Regions from separate parts of the Homo sapiens genome. Here region 2 is linked to region 1. Evidence: chromatin loops called from intact Hi-C (ENCODE). Cell type or tissue: K562. All regions are shown on one strand. Each heading gives the region's core, and the rest is flanking DNA. Links, peaks and the distances in the headings are about the cores only.

Evidence for each region. Peaks named below come from ENCODE experiments on the same cell type or tissue, not always from the same donor. Only the 100,000 strongest peaks of a DNase experiment are listed, where the experiment ranks them.
Region 2: it touches region 1 in a loop (3-fold over the local background); 6 of 110 quality-filtered maps call a loop at or near these places.

The regions. Positions count from the first base shown.
Region 1 is chr4:153,426,210-153,442,275 of GRCh38, reverse strand. No RefSeq gene overlaps it. Among named protein-coding and RNA genes, the nearest start is that of TMEM131L, 32 kb to the left of the region's middle. RefSeq lists enhancers at 8,928-9,117, 15,523-15,722. In K562, for the core only: a CTCF peak has its summit at 9,031; a DNase peak (open chromatin) is centred at 9,025.
Region 2 is chr4:153,741,806-153,757,871 of GRCh38, reverse strand. RNF175 (ring finger protein 175) reads left to right here. Exons shown (of 9, transcript NM_173662.4): 2 at 6,397-6,434; 3 at 9,086-9,227. Among named protein-coding and RNA genes, the nearest start is that of RNF175, 10 kb to the left of the region's middle. RefSeq lists a silencer at 7,401-7,695. In K562, for the core only: a CTCF peak has its summit at 7,455 (motif pointing right); a DNase peak (open chromatin) is centred at 7,471; H3K27me3 peaks cover 1,614 bases.

The DNA.
Region 1 (16,066 bases), core at 4,847-12,846:
CGTGAGCCACTGCGCCCGGCAAAAAGATTTTATAACTACATGAGAACAAGATGGCAAGTGCTGTGAGGCTCAGTCCTTTCTATTTGGTGAAGCCTTCTGCAGCTTTCTCAAGTGGAGTGGATGACCTTCTTGTCTACATTTTCTCAAAGTAGACTTGGTTACTTGTCGCCTCTATTCCCTCAGGCAGAGTTGGTCACCCTCTCTTCTGTGCTCCCCTCAGGTAGACTTGATCACCCTTTTTCTATCTCACTTACTTTGTATCCCCAACCCCTAGTACATCCTAAGTGTTTGGTGCATGTTTCAGAACCAGGTAGCACTCCTCAGGATCACTAAGCTCAGAATCTACCTACTTTCCTCCACTGGACTCAGCCTAAATGGCAATGAGCACCAGGACCAGCAGCAGTAGAAATCACCTGGTAGAGTCCTCCTGGAACTCTAGACTAAACTTTACTGCTCTAGTAAACTTTGTTTTTTCTTTCTTTCTTTTTTTTTTTTTTTTTTTTTGAGACAGAGTCTTGCACTGTCTCCCACTCTGGAGTGCAGTGGCACAATCTCGGCTCATTGCAACCTCCACCTCCCAGGTTCAAGCAATTCTCCTGCCTCAGCCTCCTGAGCCAAGTAGCTGGAATTAACAGGCGCGTGCCACCACACCAGGCTAATTTTTTCTTTTTTTTGTATTTTTAGTAGAGACAGGGTTTCACCATGTTGGCCAGGCTGGTCTCGAACTCCTGACCTCAGGTGATTCACCCACTTTGGCCTCCCAAAGTGCTGGGATTATGGGAGTGAGCCACCGCACCCGGCCTGCTCTAGTAAACTTTCTAAAATGTTTGTATTATGCCTTTTCCCCTACTGATGTACAATGGCTTCCCACAGACTATAACAGGATAAAACTGGGATACCAAGTCACTGACAGCTCTATTTCCAGCCTGACAGTAGACAGAGAACATTGCCCACAATTGTCACAGAAGGGTCCTAATATATTTTATCAATTAGATTCATTTAGGCTAATGAAATTTAGAAAACATAGATGTTCCCTGGGAGAATGAAGCCTATCAGTCATTCAGACTTACAGTATTTTAATCAAGTAATTGGAGACACGTATTGATCACTAAGTACCTGATGAGTATGGCTTAAGTATGCATATAACAAGGCAATCGAACAGTTTCCCAACTCTGAGGAACTGAAAACTTTATTTGAAGTGTGTTTTTAAAAGGAATAGTTTTAGGACAAAGTGTAGTTTGGAGGAAGACATTTGGTTCTTCCTGATACGTTTGGCTGTATCAGTGTAAAGTGAGAGCCATGGGGCATCAGGGGGACAGGACGCTGAACAGTGAGGATGGCATCCATGAGGGGTGACAGGCATGCAAAGATGTGGGTAGGAGGGACAAAAGAGAATTCTTTTTTCTTGCTCCTTTTTTTTCTTGTTGAGGATTCGGATGATACACTTTTTTTTTTTTTTTTTTTTTTTAATGAGCCATTTGTAAATCATTTAGGGTTGTCACAGCCAGCACGATATGATCAAATTCAAACCTATTCAGGTTTTCATTTTCTTCCCCACCTGCGTTAGGTCAAAAATTACTCTCACTCTAACTTGCCGAACTTGCCCCTGCTTCCCCTTTTGGGTCACTCTGCTTACCAGGGGCTGTTATGTCTCTAAAACCTGTCCATCCCCCACTCTTTTTTTTTTTTGAGATGGAGTTTCACTTTTGTTGCCCAAACTGGAGTGCAGTGGCACGATCTCAGCTCACTGCAACCTCCACCTCCTGGGTTCAAGCGATTCTCCTGCCTCAGCCTCCTGAGTAGCTGGGACTACAGGAGCCCACCACCGCACCCAGTTAATTTTTTGTATTTTTAGTAGAGATGGGGTTTCATCATGTTGGCCAGGCTGGTCTTGAACTTCTGACCTCAGGTGATCCACCCGCCTCGGCCTCCCAAAGTGCTGGAATTACAGGCGTGAGCCACCGCACCTGGCCATCCCCCACTCATTTATTCAGTCAACAAATATTCATCAAGGACCAACGTTAAAGGAACCGTGTTGGGAGGGGCACGAGTGAGCACTAAGATGGTCTCGAGGCGCATCTTATTCTTGGGGTGCTTGGGTAACTTCTCCTCCATTTAGTCTCCATTGATAGTTTGGACGTTTTCTGAATAAGCAAATCAACTGCCTGACATGAGGTATGACAATGGCTCAGGGTATTTGAAATCAGGTCTGCTCTGGAAAACGTAGTTTAACATCTCCATTGTTTATCCTACTGTCATACTGTTTCAACTATAAGGAACTGAAGAAAGCAATGCTTTTCTTCATCTGGGCGGTTGCTTTTAAGGTGAGACCAGCCTGGGCACGGTGGCTAATGCCTGGAATCCCAGCACTTTGGGAGGCCGAGGCGGGAGGATTTCTTGAGCCCAAGAGTTCTAGATTAGCCTGGGCAATATAGTGAGACCTCATCTCTACAAAAAAAAAAAAAAAAAAAAAAAAATTAGCCAGGCATGGTGGCATGTGCCTGTAGTCTTAACTGCTCAGGAGGTTGAGGTGGGAGGATTTCTTGAGCCAGGTAGTGAGCCGAGATCATGCCACTGTACTGCAGCCTGGGCACTGGGTGGCAGAGCAAGACCCTGTCTCAAAAAAAAAAAAAAAAAAAAAGACCAGCCAGACCAAGTGGCAGGAAGCGGTGGGACTGACAGTGAGAAAATCGCAGTGGGGGAGTGGGTGACACTCAGCAGCCCCACTGGGACAGAGCTCCTGCTCACACCAGCGATTCTTCTCCAGAAACCTATTCTGGCAAACCCTTGGTGAGTTTTATTTTAAGCGGCGTTTACAGACACTACTACTAGACTTTTAAATTAACAGGATATAAATAACCTTGGGCAAGGTATCAGAGAAGAACCACTGTGAGAACTCCACGACTAAAGTGTGGGCAAAGGTATCTATTAATAGATAATGAAACTGAAATCACTTAGTCTGAGCGAGAGAAAGTTTAAGATCTACCTAAGAGGGATCTTTAGTGAATAAAAAGTCACAGACGAGCAATAAACCAGTAAGAAAGACATAGTCCTTCATCCACTCCACTTTAGAATCGCTTTTTTGAAAAAATAAAGGTGGAGTTTCACCATGTTGCCCAAGCTGATCTGGAATTCCTGGCCTCAAGGGATCTGACTGCCTTGGCCTCCCAAATTGCTGGGATTACAGGCGTGCACCACTGTTCCCGGCCTAGAATCCCGATTTTTAAAAAGAGGTAATAGAATTACTCCTAATTTTGTCAAAACAAAGTTGAGAAATGAAGGGTTCCTAAATACTATCTGCTGGATATGACTTATAGAGAAAGCAGGAAGGAACCTCTGCACTGAGAGTAGGAAGAGATTTTAAAATGCCCCTAAAATGTACTTAATGCCGCACAGCTATACACCTAAAAATGATCAAAGTGGTAAATTTAATTTTGTATATTATAACCACAGAAAAGTACCCATAAAAGAAAGTTAGAGCTAACACATTTCCAATTGCTAAATAATGTCAGTTTTAGAAAAATTAATATTTCATAGCACTCAAAATATATGAAGCCACATGCTTTTGTAAGACTGGTAATATCTTTCATTTTCCTGCAAAAGCAAAGGGCTCTTTAAAGGAGACATGGAAACTGTCATAAAACAGACTTGAAGTCAGATGCAGAATGATAGGCATAGAATGGATCATCAATACACCATCTTCTTGTAGAATTTTATTCAAGGTTTGGGAGCAGTAAACCAGCGAGTGTGGTTGGGCAGGACAGTGTATTTTTTTTTGAGATGGAGTTTTGCTCTTGTTGCCCAGGCTGGAGTGCAGTGGTGTGATCTTGGCTCACCACAACCTCTGCCTCCTGGGTTCAAGCAGTTCTCCTGCCTCAGCCTCCTGAGTAGCTGGGATTACAAGCATGCGCCACCATGCCTGGCTAATTTTGTATTTTTGGTAGTGATGGGATTTCTCCGTGTTGGTCAGGCTGGTCTCCAACTCCCGATCTCAGGTGATCTGCCCGCCTCAGCTTCCCAAAGTGCTGGGATTACAGGCGTGAGCCACTGCACCTGGCCAGGACAATGTTTTTTCACATCAGGCAAAAATGTCCATGAGATCTGAGTCTAGAAATATGAATCTCTGGGACTGTATTCTCCAATTTTTCTCTTTCAGATCTTCTTTTTTTTTTTTTTTTTTGAGACGGAGTCTCGCTCTGTCGCCCAGGCTGCAGTGCAGTGGCGCGATCTCGGCTCACTGCAAGCTCCGTCTCCCGTATTCACGCCGTTCTCCTGCCTCAGCCTCTCGAGTAGCTGGGACTACAGGCGCCCACCACCGCGCCCGGCTAATTTTTTTTTTTTTTTTTTTTTTTTTGTATTTTTAGTAGAGACGAGGTTTCACTGTGGTCTCGATCTTCTGACCTTGTGATCCGCCCGCCTCGGCCTCCCAAAGTGCTGGGATTACAGGCGTGAGCCACCGCGCCCGGCCGCAGATCCTCTTTCCTTCACTCCCAAACTTAGATCTTCCAGCTTTATTCATGAAGCAATCAGTGCGCAACTAACTTTTAAACTGCAGGGAGCTATACAGTTTCCTTTCCTTCAGCTATCTTGAAGAGGCAGAACACTTGCCCTCCTGGAATACAGAGGTCTTCACTGTTTCAATCTGCTGGAAAATAACTTTACATTAAAACAACTCACGATGAGTTGTGAGAAATGTGAAAGGATTGCCTCAAAAAAAAAAATCTAAAATCTTTTAAAAATTAAAAAGGAACTGGGTGTGGTAGCACACACCTATAATCTCAGTACTTTGGGAGGCCAAGGCAGGAAGGTTGTTTGAAGCCAGGAGTTCGAGACCAGCCTGGGCAGCAAAATGAGACCCTGTCACTACAAAAATAAAAAATAAATTAGCCAGGCATAGTGGCCCACACCTGTAGTCCCAGCTACTCAGGAAGCTGAGGTCGGAGGGATCCCTTGAGCCCAGGAGTTCAAGGATGCAGTGAGCTATGATCAAGCCACTGCATTCCAGCCTGGGCAACAGCAGAGCAAGATGCCATCTCAAAAAAAAAAAAAAAAAAAAAAATTAAAAGGCTTAAAAACTATAGTGTCTACTATTTCCCTTTTGTAATTTCTGAGTTATATCCATGGGAGACAGATCTGTGTATTGGCTGTAAGTATATGCTGATATTTTCTTAGGTTCCTGCTCTGGGCATTACTAGATGGGCCACTGTGTTATTGATAAATCTTGGTGATGCCTGGTTGCTGTGTTTAACAGAAATTTCATAGCTCAATGAGTTTTGGAAACTATTTTCAGGGCCAGCTGATCATTTAAAAACCAAGGTGAGACTGATCATGCAGCCTCCCCAGCTGCCATTACAGCAGGTGCCCTGCAGCAAAAGGACATTTTGTGGCCGAGCGCCATGGCCCAAGCCTGTATTCCCAGCACTTTGGGAGACTGAGGCAGAAGGATCACTTGAGGTCAGCAGTTCGAGACTAGCCTGGTCAATATCGTGAAACCCCATCTCTACCAAAAATACAAAAATTAGCCAGGTGTGGTGGCGGGCACCTGTAGTCGCAGCTACTCAGGAGGCTGAGGCAGGAGAATTGCTTGAACCCAGGAGGCGAAGGTTGCAGTGAACCAAGATTGCACCACTGCACTCCAGTCTGAGTGACAGAGTGGGACTCTGTCTCGAAAGAAGGAAAGAGAGAAAGAGAGAAAGAGAAAGAAGGAAGGGAGGGAGGGAGAAAATTTTGGTTTGGGGGAATAAGGTCAAAAGACGCCATTATGGCGAGGAGAATGTTATTTTAGTAAAAGTCACAGACTTTTGAGATTAAGGATAGAGCCGAGAGGAAGAAAGTTATTAATCTGTTTCTCTTTCTCTAAAGACCAGAACCCAGTTCAACACACACAATAAAAGTGTTCAAAATTTGGGTCCAGGAGAGGAATTCCTGTCTAAAGAATTCCATTTGAGAGGACTGCTTGAGTCCAGCAGACTGAGGTTGCAGTGAGCCAAGATCGCGCCACTGCACTCCAGCCTGGGCGACAGAGTTAGACTCTGTCTCAAAAATAAATAAATAAATAAATAAAACAAAACAAAATAAAATAAAATGTTAGGCAGGGACCTGGCTACAGTGACTGCGGGGCTGATGAGAAACTACTGAAGTTTTGGGGGAAGCAAAGCAGAATTTCATAAGAACAGTGTATGGAGAGGAGAAACCCTGTGGTGGCTGAGGAGGCCCCGAGGCCATGGATGTCAAATTGATATCTTCCAATGGTGATAACTTTATTGTAATGGTAAATTCCACTTGAAAGCACAGACGCATGCCTCCTCCTAGTTTTGTTACCGTGTATTCCAAACAGAAAACCATTGTGGGGGTAAAGGTTCGGAGAGGGGAGGGAAACGGGGATCAAAGGGATAGAGGATTTAGTTGAATGCTCAGTTTCATCCACTAACTGAGGGAAGTGTCTAAATTTGGTCTCTTGCCTGTGAGATTAAGAATAACTCACCCTAAACTGGGTGCAGTGGCACACACCTGTAGTCTCAGCTACTTTGGAGGCTGACGCAGGAGGATCACTTGAGGCCAGGAGTTCCAGGCTGCCGTGCGCCGTGATTGCACCTGTGAATAGCCACTGCACTCTTGCCTGGGCGACACAGGGAGAGCCCTCTCTAAAAAACAACAGGCCGGGAGCGGTGGCTCACGCCTGTAATCCCAGCACTTTGGAAGGCCAAGGTGGGCGGATCACCTGAGGTCAGGAGTTCGAGACCATCCTGGCCAACATGGCGAAACCCTGTCTTTACTAAAAGTACAAAAATTAGCCGAGTGTGGTGGCGGGCGCTTGTAATCCCAGCTACTCAGGGGGCTGAGGCAGGAGAAGCTTGAACCCGGGAGGAGGAGGTTGCAGTGAGCCGAGATCGCACCACTGCACTCCAGCCTGGACGACAAGAGTGAGACTCCCTCTCAAAAAACAAAACAAAAGGAAACACAACAACAACAACAACAACAAAAATCCCACCCTAGAAAGTAAGAGGACTTTGAACAATGCTACCTTGAAGCCCAGCTCCAGCCTCCTTTTGCAACCTAATGAATGCTAAAAAGCCTATTCAATGCTGTGGCAGTTTTTTTGTTTTGTTTTGTTTTTTTGAGATGGAGTCTTGCTCTTGTCACACAGGCTGGAGTGCAAGTGGCGCGATCTCGGCTCACTGCAACCTCCACCTTCCTGGGTTCAAGCGATTGTCCTGCCTCAGCCTCCCAAGTAGCTGGGATTACAGGAGCCCGCCACCAAGCCCAGCTGATTTTTTTTTTTTTTTGTATTTTTAGTAGAGACGGGGTTTCGCCATGTTGGCTAGGCTGGTCTCAAACTCCTGACCTCGTGATCTGCCTGCCTCGGCCTCCCAAAGTGCTGGGATTACAGGTGTGAGCCACCGTGCCCGGCCGTGCTGTGGCAGTTTTAAAAAAATGATGTGGATATGCAATTTTTTTAGAAAATGATTTTTAATATCATGTCTCCCTTTAAAAAGTGTAGGCGCATTCAGCCTAAAAAAGGAAATTCTGACACCTGCTACATCATGGGTGAACATTATGCATTATTGAATAATCACAAGGGCCAAATTCTGTATGATTCCAATCATTCGAGGTACCTACAGTAGTCAGTTCATGTGACAGAAAGTAGAATGGTGGTTGCCACGGGCTGGGGAGAGGGGGGAATGGGGAGTTATTGTTAATGGGTACAGAGTTTCAGTTTGGGAAGAGGAAAATAGTTGTGGAGATGGATGGTGGGATGGCTGCACAATGTGAATGTACTTGATGCCATTGAACCGCACACTTAAAAATGGTTAAAATGGTAGATTTTACTCATATATATTTAACCACAAAGTAAAACATTTTTTTAAAGTGTAGGCCTTCATCTGGTGACAGTTCATTTGCTGGCTCATTTCTAGATATTTTAACTGGGTGGTAATTTATGTCTGGTTCTTATAACATAATGTAAGACCCATAATTTGGTTTAGCTCTTAGTTAATATCTTTTGAATTGCAACTGGGGACTTGACAGTGGCTTTCTTGAAACACACCTGCAGTTTGCAAGCTGCCTGCAGCAGGTAAAAATGCGCAGTTTATTTTTATGATTAGCCTTGAGCAAGAGCTGATTAAATGCTTGATAAAATAAGTTCTTGGAAGACTTGATTTACATGGTGCTTTCCTCCTGCTTTCCCACCCCCTTTCCTTCCCTCATGAATACCACATAAAAAGCGGCAGTTTGTAATTTTTTCTCCTTTTTCAAGTATTAGTATCAAAGTAGAATGGGACCTTCATGCTTCTTCTGAACACAGTCGGGCTGCATTCCACTCTGGGAACACTCCCTCCTACCGTTTCAACCTAGGCAATCCCCTATCAAGGAAAGGGCAACTTACCCAGTCTCAAAATCAGAGTCTAAGCACAAATAGGACATTTCCTTTGTACCTTTCCCCAAACATGATGGTTTCTTTTGGGGAAGGGGTGTTGGGGAGCACACTGGGAAATAAAGCCTTCTGGTCCCCAAGTTCCTCTTTCAATTTCTGTGGTTTTCACTTCCCCTCCCATAAGAAATCCCCACGTGGGAGTAATGCTTTCTCCTCTTCCTTCCCTGTCATTTCCCTTTCATTTCTCCCCGACACCTCTCCTGGGTTTGTCTACCTGCTACTGCTACTTTCTCTGCCTTCACATCTTTATTTTTCATTTGTTTATTTTTTAGAGGCAAGATCTCACTGTGTTGCCCAAGGTGGCCTCAAACTCCTGGGCTCAAGCAGTCCTCCTACCTCAACCTCCCAAGTAGCTGGGACTACAGGCACGCCATGCTTGGCTGTCTTCATGTCTTGAGTTCCATTTCAAAAAAGGCATTGGCAGGCTGTCTTTATACCAAACACAATGCTCTACTTTCAGTATTACTCTTCATATTTGCAGTTCTCATTGGTCATTCTTGGCACTTTTTCACACCACAGACCTTGGGCGAGAATTTCCGGTTTCCCTTCTGGCTGCTTTCATTTGCTCTCCACCACCAGAGTTCTCTGGCGCTCTCTGGCTACTCACAGAGGAATTTCACAGAGGAGGTTGTGCCTCCCGCTGTTTCTCTGGAGCTACGGGTCCCCATTTCACCTCAACGGTGGCTTTTCGAAAAGTAAAAATGAAATAGAGCTTTATTGCGTAAGTTACCTCTGAAGCCAAAAACCTCATTAGGGCCTTCAAAAATTCCTGTCAAAAATTCCAATCCTGTGGCTCATACCTGTAATCCCAGCTACCCAGGAGGCTGAGTCAGGAGAATTGCTTGAGGCCAGGAGTTCAAGACCAGCCCGGTCAACCTAGTGAGATTCTGTCTCTATAATTTTTTTTTTTTTAATTAGCCAGGCATGGTGCAGCTGGCCTGTAGTCCTATGTACTTGGGAGGCTGAGGTGGAAGGATCCCTTGAGCCCAGGAGTTGGAGGCTGCAGTGAGCCATGCCAGTGCCACAGCATTCCAGCCTGGGTGAAAGAGTGAGATGCTGGCTCAAAAAAATAAAAATAAATAAAAATAAAAACATAAAAAAATTCCAGCACTTTGGGAGGCCGAGGTATGCAGATCATCTAAGGTCAGGAGTTTGAGACCAGCCTGGCCAACATGTAAAACCCCTTCTCTACCAAAAAATACAAAATTAGCCAGGTGTAGTGGTATGCCCTTGTAGTACCAGCTACTCAGGAGGCCAAGGCAGGAGAATCGCCTGAACCCAGGAAGTGGAGGTTGCAGTGAGTCAACATCATACCACTGAACTCCAGCCTAGGTGATACAGTGAGACTCTGTCTCAAAAAAAAAAAAAAAAAAATTCCAAACCTATCCCCTACATGAGCTTCTAAGCCTCATCTCAGTTGACTCTGTTTAAATGACTCTGACTTGGACTGAAAACCCACCCCTCCTGTATCTTTTCATTATAGGGTGGTGGCATGGTTAACCCTCATTCATTCACACCCCGCTATTCCAAAGTGTGTAGAATTGCCTGGACATGCTACACTAAAGTTTATTTCTGCACTTTGTTTTTCTTTTTTGCTTGCTTGTTCGAGACAGGTTCTTGGTCACCACAGCCTCAACCTCTTGGGCTCAAGTGACCCTCCTTCCTCAGCACCCCCAGTAGCTGGGACTACAAGCCCATGCTACCATGCTCAGCTAATTTTTTTTTTTTTTTTTTGTAAAGACAGGGTTTTATTATGTTGCCAAGGCTGGTCTCGAACTCCTGGGCTCAAGCAATCCTCCTGCCTCAGCCTCCTAAAGTGCTGGGATTACAGGTGTGAACCACTATGCCTGGCTTGCATTTTCTGTGTTTTGTTTTGTTTTGTTTTTTTGAGACGCAGTCTTGCTCTGTCACCCAGGCTGGAGTGCAGTGGCATGATCTTGGCTCACTGCAACCTCTGCCCCCTGGGTTTAAGTGATTCTCCTGCCTCAGCCTCTCAAGTAGCTGGGACTACAGGCGCGTGCTACCACGCCCAGCTAATTTTGGCATTTTTAGTAGAGACGGGGTTTCATCATGTTGGCCAGGATGGTCTCAGTCTCTTGACCTTGTGATCTGCCTGCCTTGGCCTCCCAAAGTGCTGGGATTACAGGTGTAAACCACGGCGGCTGGACTTAATTATTTATTTATTTATTTATTTTTTCTTTTTGACATGGAGTCTCACTTTGTCACCGAGACTGGAGTACGGCAGCACGATCTCGGCTCACTGCAACCTCTGCTTTCCCGGGTTGAAGTGATTCTCGTGCATCAGCCTCCTGAGTAGCTGGGATTATGGGCGTATGCCACCATACCCAGCTGATTTTTGTATTTTTAGTAGAGACAAGGTTTCGCCATGTTGGCCAGGCTGGTTTTGAACTCCTGGCCTCAAGTGGTCCGCCCACCTTGGCCTCCCAAAGTGTTGGGATTACAGGCGTGAGCCACTACGTCCAGCCCAGGGTGATTTTAAAAATACAGATCCTAAACCACTCAATGGTTTCCCATTATGTACAAAGTCCAAAATCTGTGGCAGTTCCTACAAGCCTTGAAGGATGCGTCTAATTCTCCGGATCTCCCTACAACCTACTCCTTTTTCTGTGCACAGGGCTCTGACTTTTCTGTCCTTTCAAAGTCAGGTTTTTCCCATGGGAAATGTTCACAGATGCTGTTCCCTCTGCCTCCATAAAGCTTTAGGTCTCGGTTTAAATGTCATTTTCTTCTCTGAACTTCCTCCGATCCCATGCCACTCCAATCCTCAGTTAAACTCTGTTCTAGCACCCTGCTTTTCCCATCAGGGCACATATTACAAGTGCTATTTATAGATTTTTGTCCAATGTCTTCCAAACTAGGCCACAATCTTCATGAGAATTTGATCACCATTGTAACCTCCAACACCTACTAAGTGCCCAGTAAATACTCATTGAGTGAAAGAATGAATGAAAGTACCAATATTCATCACACTCTTACTTCCTGAAAGAATCCTCAAATTATCACCTCATAGAATATCTGATCTTTCTTGTACTCTTCTACCCTACTACAGGAAAACACTTTACCTTTTAAAGAAAATTTAATTGACAAATAATAATCATACACGTTTATGGAGAACGTGATGCTTTGTGAACACTGTACCCTTAAAGCTCAGCCCTGATGGTGGATCTCTTCCTCTGCAAGGCAAATTAAGATGCCCCTGGACAGTTGCTGTCTTTCTCCTGACCTCCCCAGTATCCTCTGAAAATCTTTATTACAGTGCTTATTGACATGCACTACCAATTCGATTTCTGTTTCTGCACCAAGACCGATTATCTTTCGGACTCAGACCTTGCCATTCCTCTTTGTGAATGGTATAAAGTAGGCATTTCAAAAGTGACTGGAGAAGCTCTGGTGTTCCAAGAATCTCTTTTGTAGAAAAAAAAAGTTTCAGCTTGTTTAATTTCCATAGTTCTCAAAAAGTTACAACTATCCCTTAGAACAAGGCAAATACTCCAGGAGAGATTTCTTCTTAAGCTTTACAGTAATATATTAAATAATGCTTACATCCAACCCTTCTTGAGAGCTGGCTTTGACAAGTGAGTGGAAAAAGAATGAATGCTCTGCTTAATTCTGCTTTTTATCTTCTCTCTCTCTTAGAGAAACTGATCTAAAAAGAGAGGGTGGGCCAAGCACAGTGGCTCACGCCTGTAATCCCAGCACTTTGGGAGGCCGAGGTGGGCAGATCACCTGAGGTCAGGAGTTCGAGACCAGCTTCAACATGGAGAAACCCTGTCTCTACTAAAAATACAAAATTAGCTGGGCATGGTGGTGCATGCCTGTAATCCCAGCTACTAGGGAGGCTGAGGCAGGAGAATTGCTTGAACTGGGGAGGTGGAGGTTGCAGTGAGCTGAGATCACGCCATTGCACTGCAGCCTGGGCAACAAGAGCGAAACTTCATCTCAAAAAAAAAAAAAAAAGAGGGTGAGTAACTGGGGCACTGAATGTAAGCCTGTAATAAACAGCTAAGAGTACATGGAAGTTGCTTTTGTCCATATACACTAGGACATAAAAAAGAGAAGAGAAAGGAAATGCAAGACATTTCTGATTCTCTTCATGGTAATCACACAAAAGTGGAAACAAAAGAGTTAGAAAAATGCTTTCTTGGGACTTAGGAGAAATTTAAAACAGGGCAACTGATTGGTTTATTGCTAGGACACCAATCTCATACAGATCAAAATTCATACATTTTTCTTTCTCTTTGAATAACTGTCCTAAACCTAATTTTGTGGATCCATAGGGTATCTGCAGGATTCTACACATGAAAGATTCTCACTCTTAGCTCCAAAACTGTTTGACTTTTAAGCTTGGATCCTAATAAGGATTCTACTTGCTTACTTCAGTACCAAAAACTGTTGTGGAACAGTTACCATACATGGGCAGAGAAGCTCTGAGGAGGAAAAGGGGGAGGGAGAACATCACTGCAGCACAGCAGTTATATAACACACGAGGAGCGCTGCAAAAGCAAAAGGCTCCTTCTGCCTTCCTTCAAAGTATTAAATTCTAAAAATGTCTAAAAGACACCTAATATGCACATCTTAGATGCTGGGGAGTTAGTAGCTGAAATATAATAACATGCAGATATCAATTAAATCTGATAGGGTTATGTTGCTGTTTTAAATAACTTTAGATACTTGGTGTCCACAAGGAACAGTTACAGAAATACATGTGCAGTATGTTTCAGTAATGGCAGAGCAAATGTCATTTCCTTTTTCACTGACAATGAGTTATGAATGTTGACCTACAGACTGTCCCCAAATAAGATGCATTCCAATAGTTCATTTCTAAGTCAGTTACTAGGAACTCAGAACATAGTTTCCCATAGAAACAATTTTAGACGTGGTGGTTTAGATTTCCAGATATGGCCAAAGAAGCCTATTTAGTCCTAAGTAATTTTACTAAAGATAACCACCATGTATAACGATACTTTTTTATAAGAAAATATTTCCCAACTTCTAAGTTACAATTGCAATTTCTGTAACTCCTCTTCCCTTGCCCTGGAAGGTGTGCAGAATGCCCTGACTTCCAGTAAAGACGTACAGAGGCAGGTTGGGAGGTGGTAGTGGGGTGGGCAGGGAAAAGTAGGCTCTTCCAGTGCAAAAGTAAGGACTCTGAGATGGAAGTGAACTCTGGTGGAGTCTGGGCCCTGCAGGGCTGTGCGCCTGTGCCAGTAACCTCCGCAACTATACATTGAGGATGTATCTCTTTCTAGTAGGAACTCCCTAAATGTTCAGAATGATGTAACTACCTTCTATTGATCACATACTCTATATACTAGAGCACAGAGTTAATTGCTGTATCTACCTTATTTCTCTTAATTCTCCAAGCATGCTCAACGTCTGTGAGGCCAATTGTTATCTGCCTTCAAGAAAGAGGACACGAGCTGGGCGTGGTGGCTCATGCCTGTAATCCCAGCACTTTGGGAGGCCGAGGCGGGAGGATCACTTGAGTCTAGGAGTTTGAGACCAGCCTGGGCAATGTGGTGAAATCCCATCTCCAAAGAAAAAATACAAAAGTTAGCCGGGCATGGTGTCATGTGCCTGTAGTCCCAGCTACTCAGGAGGCTGAGGTGGGAGGATTGCTGGAGCCTGGGAAGTCGAGACTGCAGTGAGCTGTGATTTTACCACTGCACTCCAGCCTGGGCAACAGAATGAGACCTTGTCTCAAAAAGAAAAAAAAAAAGGACATGAATGAAGGCTTAGGAATGTTAAGTAACTTGCCTAACTTTATATAGTTAGAGCCAGAACTGGAACCCAAGCTGGCTTTACTCCAAATCCACTTATTCTATACTCAAATCCAGAGATTTGAGGAACATTTCCAACAGCTTATTTAGTTTCCCAGTTAACAGCTTTAACTGAGGCAATAATCATCACCCGCAATGAATGGACTGGATTAACTCATTCAAGAAATATTAAGTGCCTTCTATGTGGACCATTCAAGGAGGAAGGTGCTAGAAATGTAGTGGATACAAGACATCCAAACATGAACATTTGGGTAACTTTATGAAGATGACCAGTGCCAGAGGAATGTACATACCTTACATTGTTATTTAGTTCAGAGTAAGAGCTGAAGGGTGGTTTCTGTGACCTGGAATTATCACAGAAGGCCTCATCAAGGAGGTTGGACTTAAGCTGTGCCTTGAAGAAATGGGTTTAGATAGAGGGCATGCCTGATGGAGGGCTCACGGAAGCACACTTGCATGCTAATGATTTTTAAAATTTAGAGTGGAAGTTGAAAATACTGGGGCCAGAAGGTGCAGGTGTGATCGTGCCACTGCACTCCAGCCTGGATGACAGAGTAAGACTCTGTCTCAAAAAAAAAGTTAACTTTTCACATATTTCAACAGAATATTTAGAAGCAGTGACAACTATATCGCAATGTTAACAATGTTATAATAAGGTCACTTTAGGAGTAAGGTGGTATGTTGGAATTAAATATATTTTGAAGGGACAGATGGCCTTGAAAAGAAGGTGATCCTCCCACCTCAGCCTCCCAAGTAGCTGGGACTACAGGCGCACACCACCACACCAGGCTAATTTTTATATTTTTAGTAGAGACTGGGTTTCACCATGTTGGCCAGGCTGGTCTCACATTCCTAGGCTCCTCCTGCCTCAGTCTCCCAGAGTGCTGGGATTATAGGTGTGAGCCACTGTGCCTGGCCCATACTGTCTTTTTAAAAAATTTTGTTCTAAACAAAAATTTATTTATCCTACCTTCCTGCTGAAGATATAGCACTTTCAATTATGGTTATGCAAAATAATTTTATTCCCTGAAGCTGTGTTACATCAAAGATTGACACTTTTCCAAAAAAGAAGTTATTTTTCTGGATCTTATTAACGTAAGCATCGTTATAAAAACTATATTTTTATCTGTAACAAACAGACAGACAGGCCTTTTTGATCCTTGTACATATAAACATTTTGTTAGGGTACTTAAAGGCAAAATAATTGTTCCAGTTGACCTAAGAATCAAATCAAATCTAAGCAAGTTAAATTCAGTCAGGTGTGAGTTTCCAGAGCTCACAGGAAACACATGCAAGCAAGAAGTACATTTACTTAAACACAGCAACAACCACAACTGAACAGAGAAAAAACCGCACATCTGTTCAATTTAAATGAGTTAAAAGTTCCTATAGTTACTTTTCAAAATGTTGTGAGAAACATGATGCCTTCCAAGTTCAGGCTTGCAAAACAGCTCACCCTTTCTGCATCAGATTCAGCCTCCAAACTGGTAACTTATATTCTAAAGAGGTTTTCCAGAAAGCATTTGGGATTTAACTTTAGAAAGCCAATTTTTTTTCTTTCATGAAACAGTGTCTCGCTCTGTCACCCAGGCTGGAGTACAGTGGTGCGATCATTGTTAACTACATCCTTGACCTCCTAGGCTCAAGCGGTCCTCCCACTTCAGCCTCCTGAGTGGCTGGGATTATTATAGGCATGGGCCACCATGCCTAGCTAATTTTTGTATTTTTTGTACAGATGGGGTTTCACCATGTTGGCCAGGCTTGTCTTGAACTGCTGAGCTCAAGTGATCTGCCAGCCTTGGGTTACCAAAGTGCTGAAATTACAGGTGTG
Region 2 (16,066 bases), core at 3,222-11,221, 320 kb before region 1:
AAACACCATCTCCCTATTCCCCATCCTCCACCTCCCCAGCTACAACCCCTGGGGTCTTTTGAGCCTGCAACTGGTTAGGTATGTTTGAAACTCCTAAAATTTGGAGTGTGAGAGCAGAGACCATGGGTTTAGGAGTTCCCTCTTCTGCTTGTCTAAGGCTTGCTTTCCAGGCTCGGATTTCTCCTGAGAGCTGAGAGGACCCACCACTTCCCCAAAACTGCTCTCTGCCTGGGGGCAGGCCATACACAGCCCCTCCTCTCCACCCACAGGCATGCAGCCTTGCCTTGTGACATGAATTCCTTACCAATGAATACAGCCCTCTAAACCTAACATTCCTACCTGGCACTCACATGTGGTCCAGGGTCATCACTAGTTTCTGAGTTCATTGTTCTGGCTTTGCTACTTGGTTTAGAAAGATTTTTCTAACAGGTGGGTTTTGTGAGGGAAGAGTTGAAAGTGACAAAATCAGTTTGGAGGCAGCAGTTCAGGTGAGAGATAATGAAAGCCAATCGGGGTGGCAGTCTCCAAACACATTGAGTGTGCCATGCACCAGACATGAGGATTCAGTGGGGGGATGAGGCCAGCGCTGGCCACCTACAGATTCAGGTAAGTAAATAAGTCATCAACAATGCAGTCTGGTAACAATGTTCAAGGTCAGTATATATCCTGGTAGGGGCCTCACCGAAAGGGTGTCCTGGAGTAAGTGGGATCCAAGGGTGAGCAGAAATGAGGCAACCCAGCATGGAGGCTGGGAGTGGAGGGAGAGCATTCAGGGACAGGAAAGCTCTGCTTGGCTGGAGCAGAGGGTGTGCAGGGGCAGTGGAGAGAGGGGAGGCTGAAATGGGATACAAGGCCTTGTGAGCCATGTTGGATTTCAGGCAGGAAGACAATAGGATCAGTCTACCTTTAATGGGAACACTCTTACTGTTTGAAGAGGGAAGAGAGCGAAGGCAAGGGCCTCAGAGGAGGGGGACACCCTGCATGCTGGCCTCCATCTCATCTTCCCCTAGCCACCCTATCTAAAGAGTGACAGCCCTTGCCCTCTGCTGGTAATTCTTTATCACACATTTTATTTTCTTCATATAATTTACTTCATTAGGCAGTTGTTTTGTTTGCTTGTTTATTGTGCATCATTTCCTCTAGAACACAAGGTCCTATTCATGAGAACAGACACCTTGTTTGTCTTTCTAACCCTTGAATGCCAGCTCTTAACCCAGTGGCTGGCACATGGGAGGCACCACTCCATATTTGCTGAATGAATGACAAAATGAATGGCATAGAAGCCATAGGGGTGGAGAGAAGGGGGCATGTTTGTGAGGCATTTATAGGTAGGGTCAACAGGAGAGTAGTGGGTTGGAGGTACAGGGTTGGTTAGGGGCAAGGATGATGCCCCAGGCTTTTCTGCTTTGAGCAATTGGATAGATAGGACAGGATGCTATTAACTGAGATGGGGGATGGAGGACACTGAAGTGGGAGCAGCTTGGGGGGAAACAAGTATGTTCACTTTAGGGCAGGTTAATTCACATATCTGAGAGAGAGAGTCCCAAGTGGGGCTATGTAGGAGGCATTCAGAAGCATCTGGAGCTCACACAAATTTAGCTAGCCAAAAGAAAGATATAAGAGATTGATAGAAATGTGGTGCTGGAACAGGGATAAAAAGGACATGGCTACTGATCAGACAAGGAAAGGGATAAAAAAGAGGACAGAGGCAAGCTTACTTTTGTATTGTTCTTTTCAGTGACATATGTTCATGTAGAATACACTTAATGTAAAGAAGTATAAAAAAGAAAGTAAATGCCCAGGATGTATCACCACCCATGGAGCATTCCTGTTAATGTCTTGGGAGCCACTCTTCTGGGCTTTTTTATTACAGATGTCTCTTTATGTAACTATACATTTACATAAATAGGCTCAGATTATACACAACTGCTTTGAAGCATGCTTTTTCTGTTCAGAATATGTCATGAAAATATTTCTATGTCAGTAAATATGAATCTGTGTTATCATTTTGTAGATCTTACAGATTCTTTTATGTAGATATATAAAAATATGGGTCTTTTTCATCCATCGGGCTGGGTACTTGGTGAGCATTTCATTTTTAAAACAGGTATCTTTCAGTCCTTGGAAATTTTCTTGTGTAATTTCTTTTAAACTTCCTGCCATCTGTTATCTTCTTCTCTGGTTCTAGAACTCATTTTTTTTGCGGGGGTGGGGGATGTGAGGAGATTTCCTAGCCCAATTCACTAATATTCTTATATTTTCTCTTCTGTTTTCCATGTCTTTGAGGTTTTTTTTTTAAATTCTTTCTGAGTTCTTCAATTTATCTTCGATTCTTCATTTGAGTTTTTATTTCTGTCTTCCTGTTTTTAATTTCTAAGAGCTTTTGGTTGTTTTTCTATATTCTTTAAAGCAGTGTTCTTGTCATTATGGGTGCAGAACTCTTTCCTGTCTCAAACGTCTTGTGATCTTTGACTGTTCACTTGTGTCTGAGGTGAGACAGTACAGCACTGTTAAGCTCTTGCTAGCAGGGAAAGCCTGTTGACAGGCAGGCTTCAGTGGAGGGTGACCTGGCTGGGCCTTTTTGTAGGGAGAACAAGGACTGTCCATCTATAGGTCTTTTCTCTTGGCTTAAATTGATTCATTCCCTGTGTAAGGGGCATGTCTGGCTGCCAGCCAAGTGGGCAAGCCCATGTCTAACATGCCTAGGCCAAGAGCACAAATGGAGGCCCTCGTGCCACGTGTCTAAGTATCATCAACTGATCTGCTCTTACAGCCCTGCCTGCAGGTCCACTTGTGGCCCGTGTAGCCACATTCTCCCTACCTGCAGTGCTGGCTGCAGGCTTGAGTGGTAGCAAGGATCTGCTGGGACAGGGAAGATGGAAGTTTCAATGTACCTGTACTAGTTTCCTAGGTCCTCCATAACAACAAAAAAATGTATTATCTCACAGTTCTGGAGGCCAGGAGTTCAAAATCTAGGTGTCAACAGGGTCATGCTCCCTCCAAAGACTCTAGGGGAGACTTCTTACTTGCCCCTTCCAGTCTCTGGTGACTCCAGGTGTTCCTGGCTTGTGGCTGCATCCCTCTGGTTCCTGCTTCTGTCTTCACACGGCCATCTACTCTGCCTTGCTATTCTGTGTCTGTGTCTCTGGATGTCAAATCTTCCGCTCCTTTCTCTTGCAAGGACACTAGGCATTGGATTTAGGACCTGCCCCAAATCCAGATGGTCTTATTCTGAGGTCCTCAATTACATCTGCAAATACCCTATTGCCAGATAAGATCACATTCACAGGTACTGGGGGTTAGGACTCAAACATATCTTTTGGGAGGACACAATTCAACTCACTACGGTGCCTAAACCAGGGATGTGGACTGACCCCACTGACTCCCAAGGAAGCTGTGGTAGATAGGATCTCCCACCACACATCTCACTTTTCAGACTCGGGATTTCCAAGCAGTTCCAAGCTGCTCCCAGACTACCTCACTGCAGTTAATTGAGGAGCCTGGTCAGCCAAGATCCCACTTAGATGGTTTGGGATGGCCAAATTTCAAAACTTTATCTCCAGTTTCCCAGAGCACAGGCTATTCTTTTTCTTCTCCCCAACCTGCCAGTCCCCTGGGGTGTCAGCCCTACATCATCTCTCTCCAATCAAGGTCTACTCACTCAATCAGTTACCAGACTTTCATAATTTTTTTTTTTTTTTTGAGACGGAGTCTTGCTCTGTCACCCAGGCTGGAGTGCAGTGGCGCGATCTCAGCTCACTGCAAGTTCCACCTCCCGGGTTCACACCATTCTCCTACCGCATCCTCCTGAGTAGCTGGGACTACAGGCGCCTACAACCACGCCAGGCTAATTTTTTGTATTTTTAGTAGAGACGGGATTTCACCATGTTAGCCAGGATGGTCTCTATCTCCTGACCTCGTGATACGCCCGCCTCGGCCTCCCAAAGTGCTGGGATTACAGGTGTGAGCCACCACGCCCAGCCTCAAAATATTTTCTTAAGAGACAGAAAAGACACCAGGCACAGTGGCTCACGCCTGTAATCCCAGCACTTTGAGAGGTCGAGGTGGGCGGATCACCTGAGGTCAGGAGTTGGAGACCAGCCTGGCCAACATGGCGAAACCCCGTCTCTACTAAAAATAGAAAAATTTAGCTGGGCATGGTGGCGAGTGCCTGTAGTCCCAGCTACTCAAGAGGCTAAGGCAGGAGAATCGCTTGAACCCGGGAGGCAGAGGTTGCAGTGAGCTGAGATCGCACCATTGCACTCTAGCCTGGGCGACAAAAGCAAGACTCCACCTCGGGAAAAAAAAAAAGAGAGAGAGAGAGAGAGAAAAGATAAAAACACAGTTATTTTGTGTTTCAGGGTTTGAGATGTCCAGGGTCCTCTAAAGCAAGGCAGGGCCCCTGCAGCCGGATCTAGAGGTGATGCTGCCAGGGAGGATGGTGCTAGGGCTCTCTAGACTCAGATGAGGGCTGCCAGTGTCCTCTACTCTCCCTCCACATGCCTGGTGCCTCTTGGCCTGTGCCTCCGGTTTAGCCACTAGTATTCTGCTAGTGTGGGGGCCACCAAACCTTAAACTGACTTTCAGTGAACCTTCTGTTACTAACCCCGGTTGCATCCCCCACTTCTAGACGCCCTAGGAGCCCGCAATCCACAGCCCTCCTGAGGGTCTTAGCACACACATTCTGCTCTGCACTGCCCGCATGCTGGTGGGCTTCGGTGTCTTTTGCCCTGTGGTGTCCCAGTGTCCCTTTCCGCTGGCCCATCTGCTGGTCAGTTTCAGAATTGGCTGCTCTGGACTCCTCTCTCATTCTCCTTGGACTTGGAGGTTTATGTCCTTTTGCTATTGTTCTAGTGGTGTTTGGGGAGGGAGAGGAGGTAAGTGCACTTTTTTTATTTACCGTGTTTCAATAGAAGTCCTCATTTTTACTTTTTTTTTAAACACAGTTATTACTAGTGAGTTTGAACACCTTTCCATAAATTTATTTGTCATTTGTATATCTCAATTCGTGAATTTCTCATTCATGTACTTTGCCCTTTTGGACTGTCTCTTTTTGATTAAATTATAAAAACCCTTTTTACATATGCTTATTAGTTTTTTGCCCCTCACATATGTTATGCTTTCCCCAGTTCAATTTGTCTTTCAAATATTGAGGACTATAATGTATTTTATTTTAAATGTCCTCAAAATCTGTCATTTTTTAACTTTATAATTTCTGGGCTCTACATTATACTTAAAAATGCCTTTTCCACTGCAGAATTATAAACATGTTTACCCATGTTTTCTTCTAGTACTTTTAAGGTTTTCTTTCTCACATTTAAGAGAGAACAAGGCTTTGGATGAAATAGAAAAGTATAAGTTTAGGCAATATTTGCACAATGCCAGGACCTTTCTGGGTGATGCCAGGAAAGAAGTGGGTGGCACAGGGGGTAATACTGGCAACTTCTCCATGGCTCCCTGCCCCCAGGTGATCCCACCAGGTGGGTCCCTAATATTCAAATGGAGGTCACAACATCTGGGCTCAAGTGTTGAGTTCCAGGAGTGAAGCAAGCCTCAGGTAGTCAAGGTGCATGAGTCTCCTCCTTTGTTCCACAGGTCCCTTTCTGCTAACTTCTGCTTTGGGGGCAAAAACATTGGTTGTCTATGCTCTTCTGTGCTCTCCACCAAAGTTACACGATTACGTCTTTCCAATGATTGGCCTTAAAGGTTTCAAATGACCAAATGTAGTGGGTTAGCAATAATCTAGAAAAGGTAGTCCATGGGTGGACTCTGCAGGTCATCCAAAAAGCATGGTTCTGGAGACGATGTCTGTGCTTTCCAGCTCAATTTGTAAGGGCACAAGCCCAGATTACTCCCTTCCCTGGGGTCAGTAATGATGCCTTCTTAACAAGAGAGTACAAGAATGCTCCAAATCAACGGAGCCTCTGCTCAGCTCTGTCTCTGAAACTTTGAACTTGGAAATGATATTTACTCACTGACATTGGAGATATTTACTCACTGCAATCATTTAAGATACCAGCAAAACAGATGGTTTTTAGGGATGCTCAGACTCACACTTCATATCCTAGAAGCCAGAGTAGCATGGCCTATTGGGAGACCACTCTCTGTAACTTTGACTGATTTGCCAAAACAAAACCACAGAAATGGAGCCTCATCTGATTCTCTGATCCAGGAACAGGATCAAATATTTATTAATAGTGACCTGATTACTCTTTTTTTGTTTGTGTTGTTTTAGTTCTGTAAGCAAATTATTTTACTAGGACTTTTATCCCAAATTATTCAAATACTATGTGACATTGTTATTTTTCATGGTCTGGGTTTCCCATATATTGCTTTCACAGAAAAACCAAGAAAATAAGGACATTTTTTGATAAGGGCCCTTTTTATGTTTTTCAGCTCTCTCATACAAAGCTTTCTGCAGAAGACACATGGAAGTAAGTAATTAGTATTTTTTAAGAGTTGTTTTGCTAAAAATTAGATTTTTATCTTAACAGTTGAGAAAATGAATGAAGTCATCATTTTATTTGTAAATTTTCCAGGATAGAGAAGATGGGGTAGGATACACAAATACTACAGACCAAAATGCATGGATTTCATCTGTTTTCTACAGCATGATCTGTAGAAAAAGATCATGCAGTCCCACAAAGGTGGATTAATATATCCTTCAAAATATGGCTGTGTCAAGTTACTATTTATTTTAGGCACAAGATACACTGGTTTTGTTCCTATACCATTGCCCCTGTGTTCTGGTGCATACTGTAGGGCCATTGGGCCCTGTGAGCACCACATGAAGTGAAATAAGAATGAAAAGCTCCTCCTTTTTTGTATTACAGGAGTCAATTTTGGATATATTCCTACTCAAAAAGGAAAATACTTACTACATTTGTACACCAATATATACTTTTCAAAGTACTTCAACATAGGCTAACCAATTTGAGATGCATTTTTATTATAGATTAATCTCATATAACAGATTAATAGATTAATCTCATAAAGCATATTTTATTTTATATCTATGCAAATCCTATTTTAGACTGATGATGAAGTCACTCTTTTATCTATATGCCGTAAGTTCAAAGTCTGTTAATTATATAGAATATTAAACAGCTATTTTAGATTTGGAGCTGTATAAACCACAACTAAGCACTTGTATTCTTTTCATTTTTCTTCCCATATCTTCAGGGGAACAAGTTTGTTTTTTTGCTTGTTTGTTTAAATGAGCTTCTAGAAATCATTCCTGTCTCCTGAGCTCAGCTTCCAATAGAGAGACTAAGAGCCACGTAATTTTATTCAAGTTGCTTACCTGATATGGATTTCATCTTCGTCATTTGATAAATGAGGGAGATTCATTCCATCTATGGTAACTTCCAGCACTGACATTCTGAGAATCCCTCTCAAAGAAACTGAACTTGAGCAGTATTTACTGGGCTCTGTGGGCTGATTTCTACACCTTTTCCAGCAGGGGGCACCCTTGGGATTTGGATGAGACCCTTTTCTGAGGCATTCACTGCTCTTTGGAGTAGCTGTAGAAATGCTGGCAGAGGGAGAGAACCCAACCCACATACCCATCAAGTGCCTTTAAAAGGTCACTATCTCACGGCACAGACTGTTACCCTGTGGTGTTTTCTGGGTGGTACATTAGCTAACTGCATATTGTAACTAGACGTAAGTGGAAACTTAAGAGATTTTGTGACTGATGGTGCCACACTAGGGATGAAAGATAATGATAACCAGTATTTAGAAAGTAACTGACAGCATTCATGATTTTTCCCCATGTTCACTCATCTTGACCCTGGGCCTCTTTCTCTTCTGCTAGGCTTGTGGTTCTCAATCTTGGCTGCCCCTTAAAATCACATGGGATGCCTGAAAAATTCCTGATGTCACATCCCATTCTGCAAATCTGTATTAATTTGCTAGGAATACCATAACAAAATACCACAGAATAGGTGGCTTAAAAATCAGAAATTTATTTTCTCACAGTTCTGGAGGCTGAAAGTCCAAGATTAAGGTGCTGGCAGGTTTTGGTTGGCATGTTGAAGTACAGGGGATTAGGACATCAGTGTATGAATTTTGAGAGGGTGAAATTCAGCCCCCAACACCCAGAAATGGTCATCTAATTGATCTGGATATGGGGGGTTAAGATTTTTTTAAAGCTTCCCAGTGTTTCCTAACTTACAGACAAGGTCAAGAACGACTGCTCTAGGTTTTCATCGAGGCTACCCCAGAACGTTAAAAGAGATGACAAACTATTTTGTTGATTTTCTCTACAATTGTGCAAAACTAAGCATCCAGCTAAAATGGGAACATTCAGCCATCATGGGAATGTCTGTGCATGTCTAAGATAATACTTAAGCCTATTCTTTCTCTCTATTATAGTCCTGTAACAATTTATACAACTCATTCAGAAGCTTTCCATTGCCCCCTGGATAATATTCTCTCCTCTGGCATAAGCACCATCTGCAGGGTTTCCTTTTACTTGAAATAGTAGCAAATGATTTAAAATTACCAACGTTTGACTGTTTTTGACTTTCAAAAATTGAAGTTTCATATGATGCAGCTCAATAATAATTATTCCTTATATAGACACAAATAAAATAACATGTGCTTTATAGTCTTACAACAACCTTGTCAGTTACAGAAGGATGGTTATTTGAAATTTGCAAATGAGGAAACTGAGGCTCAGAGAGGATAAATGACTTCCCCAAGGTTGTGAGGCAATGAAGTGGCAGATCAGGGACTGGACCCCAGGTCTTCCTGGGGCTCATTACTTTTTTTAGCCCCATCACTTAACTTAAAAGACAAGGCTGAGGCCAACCACATGGGAAAGCAAAGGAACTGGTTTTGCTAAGAAAGTCAGGCTCCTCCTCCCAGCTGCTCCTTCTCCAGATCTAGGGAAAGGGAAGAAACCAAGAAAAACTTAGAAAAACTTTACAATCAAAGCTTACCAACCCTTATATTTGAAATCCCCTGTTGCTTTTTGTAAGCCAAACCTGTTTTTTGTTTTTTTGTTTTTTGTTTTTTGTTTTTTTTGCTAAATGCGCAAGGTTGAGGGCTTTTTCAGATGACCTCATTTTGCTGGTTCCAGCCTGCAGCAGGAGAGGATGTACAAGATGCACCGGGGCCACGATTCCATGCACGTGGAAATGATCTTGATCTTCCTCTGCGTTCTGGTCATTGCCCAGATAGTGCTGGTTCAGTGGAGACAGAGGCATGGCCGATCCTACAATGTGAGTCATCCCCGTGGCTGCTGGGAGCCTGCTCCAGCTTGTATCAGCTTGACTGTTTTTTTCCAGGACATGTTCTCCCTTGGTTAGCACTTTGAAGGAACTGCCTTGGTTTAAGTCAGTGGTTCTCAACCAAGTGCAATTTCACTCCCAGGAGACATTTGGCAATGTCTGGAAACATTTTTGACTGTCAAGACTTGTGGGGGGTGAAAAGGGGGAGGGGAGTTGCAACTGGCACCTGGTGGATAGAGGCCAGGGATGCTGGTAAACATCCTCCAATGCAGAACAGCTCCCCACAACAAAAATTATCTGGCCTAAAATGTCAATGGTGCCAAGACTGAAAAACCCTGGTTTAAGTAAACCAGTTTTCCCTTCATGCATGAACAACTTCTGCCAACAGTCCAGGAAAAGGAGGATTAGAATAGCCAAAAGAAATGGTTTAGGGTGTCTGCTATGGTTTGAATGTATCCCCCAAAGTTCTTGTGTTGGAGATTTAATCCCCAATGCAACAGTGCTGGGAGGTGGGGCCTAATAAGAGGCGATTTGGCCATAAGGGCTCTGCCCTTGTGAATGGATTAATGCCATTAATTATTGTGGGAGTGGGTTTATTATAAAAACATGAATGTGGACCCATTTTCTCTCTCATTCTCTCTTGCCCTCTCACCTTCTGCCATGAGATGACACAGCAAGAAGGCCCTTGCAAGATGCAAATCCCTCTGTCTTGTACTTTCTAGCCTCCAGACCATGAGGCAATACATTGCTGTTTATTATTTATTACCCAGTCTGTGGTATTCTGTTATAACAGCAGAAAACAGACTAAGAAAGAAAATTGATACGAAGAAGTGGGTCTGTTACTATAACAAATGCCTGAAAATGGGGAAGCAGCTTTGGAACTGTGTAATTGGGCAGAGGCTGGAAGAGTTTGAAGGAACAGGCTAGAAATAGCTGGTCTTGCTGTAATGGAGTATTAAAGGCAAGTCTGGTGAGGGCTCAGAAGAAGAAAAGAACTATAGAGAAAGGCTGAAACTTTTTAGCGATCACTTAAGTGGTCATGGTCAGAATGTTGGTAGAAATATGAACAATAGAAGCCATTATCCTGAGGTCTTAGACAGAAAATGAGGAACAAGGTATCGGAAGCTGGAGTAACGGCCATCCTCATTATAAAGTCACAAAGAACTTGGCTTAACTGTGTCCATGCTGGAGGGCTTTATGGAAGGCAGAGTTAAGAGCAATGAACCAGGATATCTGGTGAAAGAAATTTCTAAGCAATATATTGAAGGACCTGCATGGCTTCTTTTAACTGCATATAGTAAAATGAAAGAAGAGATAAATGATTTAAAGATGGAATTTATAAGTAAAAGAGAAACAATATAAAATTTGGAAAACTCACAGCCTGGCTACGTAAAGAATAAAAAGACTTGCAGTACAGCCAAGTGACCCTTTGATAAAGGGGATTAACACAGCTAGAAGGAAGCCAGGTGCAAGTAATCAAGACAACAGGAAAATGACCCTGAAGGCATTGCAGTGACCTTCAAGGATGCCCCTCCCATCACAAGCCCAGAGCTCTAGGAGAGTAGAATGGTTTGGGGTGACTCCCCATTGTACCCTACACAGGACCAGTGAGCAGGGCCACCTCAGGACTCTGCTCCTTGAATTCCAGCATCGTTCTCCTTGGCTGCTTCAGCTGTGGCTCCAGGGAGCCCAGGTGCAGCTCAACCTGTGGCTCTGGAAGGTACAAGCTATAAACGTTGGTGGTGCTAATTCTGTAGGCACATGCTGTGAGGCCATGGCAGCCTCCACTTAGATTTCAAAGGATGTTGCAGACAACCAGAGGGCCTAAGCAAAAACTTGTCTTGGGGCAGAGCTGCCACAGAGAGTGCCTAGGAGGACAACGCCAAGCAGAAGTGTGGAGTCACAGCCATAGCAGAGAGTCCTCACTAGGCCTAGGGGAGCCCTTCGGGGTGGGGATGCCCCCAAGTCCCAGAACTACACAACTACCAGCATGCAACTCCAGCCTAGGAGAGCTATGGGCATGCAGCATGCAACTCCAGCCTCGGAGAGCTATGGGCATGCAGCATGCAACTCCAGCCTAGGAGAGCTATGGGCATGCAGCATGCAACTCCAGCCTAGGAGAGCTATGGGCATGCAGCATGCAACTCCAGCCTAGGAGAGCTATGGGCATGCAGCATGCAACTCCAGCCTAGGAGAGCTACGGACATGAGATTCTAACCTGTGAGAGTTGTGTGGGCTAAGCCTAGCAAAGCCATGGGGGGGCAAGGCTGTTCCTGAGGCCTCAAGGTTCCAAACCCTACCTCACTATGCCCAGAAAGTAGGACATGGAGTCAAAGAAGAGTATCCTCAAGTCTTAGGATTTAGTATTGTTTACCTTGTTAAGTTTTAGACTGGCTTGGGGCCTGCTACTCCTTTCTTCTTGCCTATTTCTCCCTTTTGGAATGGGAATATCTATCCTCTGCCTGACCTGTCATTGTATTTTGGAAGAAGAGAACTTGTTAATTTCACAGGCTCACAGCTAGAGGGAATTTGCCTCAGGATGAATTGTGCCTTGAGTCTCATCCATACCTGATTTAGATGAGACACTGGACTTTTACCAGAACAAGTTAAGACCTAGGGGCAATTGGGATGAAATGAATATATTTTATGTGTGAGAAAAACATGAATTTGGAGCCAGAGCAGAATGCTGTGGTTTGAGAGTGTTCCCCAAAGTTCATGTGTTGGAAACATAATACTCAATGCAACAGTGTTGGGAGGTGGGGCCTAATGAGAAGCAATTAGGTCATGAGGGCTCTGCCTTCATGAATGGACTAATGCCTTTATTGCAGGAGTAGGTTCCTTATAAAAGGATGAGTTTCTCTCTCTCATTTTCTCTGGCCCTCTTGTCTTATGCCATGAAATGATGCAGCAAGATGGCCCTCACCAGATGCCAGCCATTCAATCTTGGACTTCTGAGCCTCCAGAACTGTGAGAAATAAATTTCTTTTCATTGTAAATTACCCAAACTGTCATATTCTAGTATAGCAGCACAAAATGGACTAAGACACTGTCTAATGTTGTTTCATTAGTAGTAAACTATCTTGGCATTAATGGTTTGCATATCCATGGAAATGTGTTCATGCACACACTGCACTGACTTCAGCAACATGGAGCAAGATTTCGTTTTCACAGACCAATCTCATTCAAGCATGTTCACCACCAGAGCCAGAGAGTCATACTGTGGGCCTTGTTGGGCCTGAGACCTTGCCATCACAATGTTTAGAGTAGTATTTCTCAATGGTTAGAGCAGGGTGCATCAGAATCATCTAGAGAGCTTGTTAAATCAAGTTCCCGGGTCCTGTCCATAGAGTTTCCGATTCAATAGGGACCCAAGAATTTGCATGTCTAACAAGTTCCCTCATGGTGCTGGTAATGTTGAAGCTGCCGGTCCTGGAACCACACTTTAAAATCCTCTGGTTTAGATTCAAATATGGACTAAATGGAGAAGTGTTGCAAAGGGAAAAGGTCCTCAGTTAACACTACATGGTTCTGGGTCTTGGAATGGCCATTATAGAGCCTGAGGGACTCAACTTGCCTGCAACATATGAAGTGTTGACTTAGACCAATATATTATTTTACTATTACCTGTCATAGAATTTATTTCCTATATAGTACAGGGTCTAAAGGAATTCTTTTGAGTTCTGTATTATATTTAAGTTTAGGCAATTTTGAACATTTTCTTTAGAAAGGGGAATCTCATTTTATTGTTATAAAGCAAATGTATCCATTTTCTGCCATGTCACCGTTGTCTTATCAATTATAATAAACACTCTTTATATTGCACTTGGATAATGTCTTTAAGTGAATGAAACTAGAATCAAACCTCACTAGTTCTTCACTCATATCAAAGAAAAGTTCTTTAAACATATCTTAACTATGGTTTCCTTATCTGCAAAATGAAAGTATCTAAGATAAAATTTCTAGAGTCCTCATGTAGGAAGAAACCTGGATTCATAAGGAATCAGTTCATAGCCTTATGCATTCTTTCTTTAAAATTAATCATTATCTCTAAATTGATGTAGAAAAAAATGTTCTTTTTCCATAGTAATACAGGTGTGGATTTTGCATAGGAAGCCCCCGACCTTGAAAGGAAACAATGCTCCAGGAGCCCTTGACTCGCACTGTGTCGCACCACTCCTGCAACATTTTCATTTGATGATTTTTTTTTTTCTTTGAGATGGAGTTTTGCTCTTGTTGCCCAGGCTGAAGTGCAATGGCGCGATCTCGGCTCACTGCAACCTCCACCTCCCGGGTTCAAGTGATTCTCCAGCCTCAGCCTCCCGAGTAGCTGAGATTACAGGCGCCCACCACCACACCCGGCTAATTTTGTATTTTTTAGTAGAGATGGGGTTTCACCATGTTGGCCAGGCTGGTCTGAAACTCCTAACCTCAGGTGATCCACCCGCCTTGGCCTCCCAAAGTGCTGGGATTACAGGTATGAGCCACTGCGCCTGGCCAGATTTGATGATTTTTGAGGTGGCATATGCACAAAGACCATCCTTGTCCTATATTTGAAGCAGCTGCTCTTGTGTCAGGTCTTGGAGGGTGTGTGTCACTGCACCAGTAAGTGTAAGTGTGGCACTTACACACTGGCTCTACCTGGCCAAAGACAGACCTGCCTATGCCTCAGAATCCCCTTTAAGGACTTGTGGCCATTTGAAGGGTCTGACCTTAGATGACTCAGGCTACACTGGACTAGGTGGACACCCTGGACCCTGACCTCTGTTAGTTAGCTGGAGTCATCTGAGTTGTTTCCTGTTGCTAACTGCACAAGCTGTGCTACCTGCAGTGCCTCTCCAGGGACTTGCTTTTGACTGCCACCTCCCCCTGACTCCTTTAGTCACCCCACTTTTGCTCTCTAAGTTTGCTATGTCTATGTCCCTCTGTCACACAGCTCCTATGTTTTATGGCTACCCAGTGGGGCTCTGTAGTCCTAAGGATCACCTTGGAGGTGACCAGGCGCCTGTTATCCTGCCTCTCATGATGATAATGATCATGGTGATCCTGTCTAGCACTTTGACAAAGCCAGGAGCCTGCATAAAGTTGCCCCCACCATAGTCAAGGACAGATTCAGGTCTCATGGTGCCTTGAGACTCTGCTGGGTTAGCTCATAGACTTTGTTGGTCTCTGGAATATATTCTACTTCTTTGCACATCAATCCATCTAATTATTGGTATTGCCCCAAAGGAACAGGTTGAGTAGCCCCATCCCCCTGCATGTCTCTATTGAGGGGCTACTCAATCTGTGGCTCAAGATGAGAGGCCAGGCTTTCCCATGCTGCAGCCTTGACTTTGCCCCATGCTTTGCATTCCTTCTTGGGGATTCACCTCCAGAGTGGTCATCAGAGCACAGCCATTTCAGCCACTCTTGGTGATGTCTGCAACCATTTGAGCTTGAAATTGTTCCTAGAGTACCACTAGCTTATTCTAACACTGGTTTCCAGCTTTCTTATACTTGGGTGAACAATATCAAAAAAAACTACGGCCTGATACACTACTGAATTTAAAGTCTTTGGGATGGAATTTGACAGACATGTGTCCATAAATGCTGACCTAAATTGCCCTATCATCCAGAGAGAAGCTAGCTTTTAATTGTTGTTCTTGGCATGTATAAGACTAGCTATTGAGAGCTTTGAACATGTTTATAAGATTCACAACATTGCTGGCTCTTTTCTACAAGGGGCTACATAGTGAAATTTATCTCCATGACTTGATATTGTAACCTCTATCAATATTAGGAACATATTAATATATATTATAATTACTATAATACTCATAATAATTATACATAAAATTACTATATATAAATTACTATTATTATTACAGCTATGATAAGTGCTTTCTGTACATTACCTCAGGTACCTTGAGAGGTAATTATTTTTTATCCCCTTTGTGAAATATAGTTCAGAGAAATTAAAAACCTTGGCCAAGGGCATATAACTAATTAGTTGCAGAGAGGCTAGAATCCAACCTCACTAGTTATTTGCTCTCATATCAAGAACAAGCTCATTAAATATCTCTGAATTTCTAGTACAGTGGCTGATCCATAGTAAGTGTTCAGTACTATTAGTTGACTCCGAAAGCATCCAATAGATACTGTTTGTTTATAACGTTTGTGCAAACGTAATCATATGCTGTAAAAGCAGTTTGCTAATAAAAGAATCCTTTTCTGGACACTTTTGTAAAGCTAGAGAGAATGCTCAACCATTGATTTACATCCTCTATGAGGAGATAATGAATTGTTTTTTTTCAAAGCAGTACATCTGCTTATACTGCCTTGCCACCCCCTTCTATTCTGCCTGAATTTTTTTTTTTTTTTTTTTTTGGAACAGAAGCTCACTCTGTCACCCAGGTGGAGTGCAGTGGCATGATCTCGGCTCACTGCAACCTCTGCCTCCCAGGTTCAAGAGATTCTCCTGCCTCAGCCTCCTGAGTAGCTGGGATTACAGGTGCCTGACACTGCTCCTAGCTAATTTTTTTATTTTAGTAGAGACGGGGTTTCACTATGTTGGCCAGGCTGGTTTCAAACTCCTGACCTCAGGTGATCCGCCTGCCTCGGCTGGCCTCCCAAGGTGCTGGGATTACAGGCGTGAGCCACCATGCCCAGCTATTCAGTCTCATGCTTTTTCTGAGGACATTTTCCTGGGCTGATTTTGTGAGATATAGTAGGTTGGTGCAAAAGTGATTGTGGTTTTTCCCATTACTTTTAATAGCAAAAACAGCAATTACTTTTGCACCAACCGAATGTGGCAGGATGGTGAAAGGAAAGAGTACTGGCTTAGAAGTGGGAAG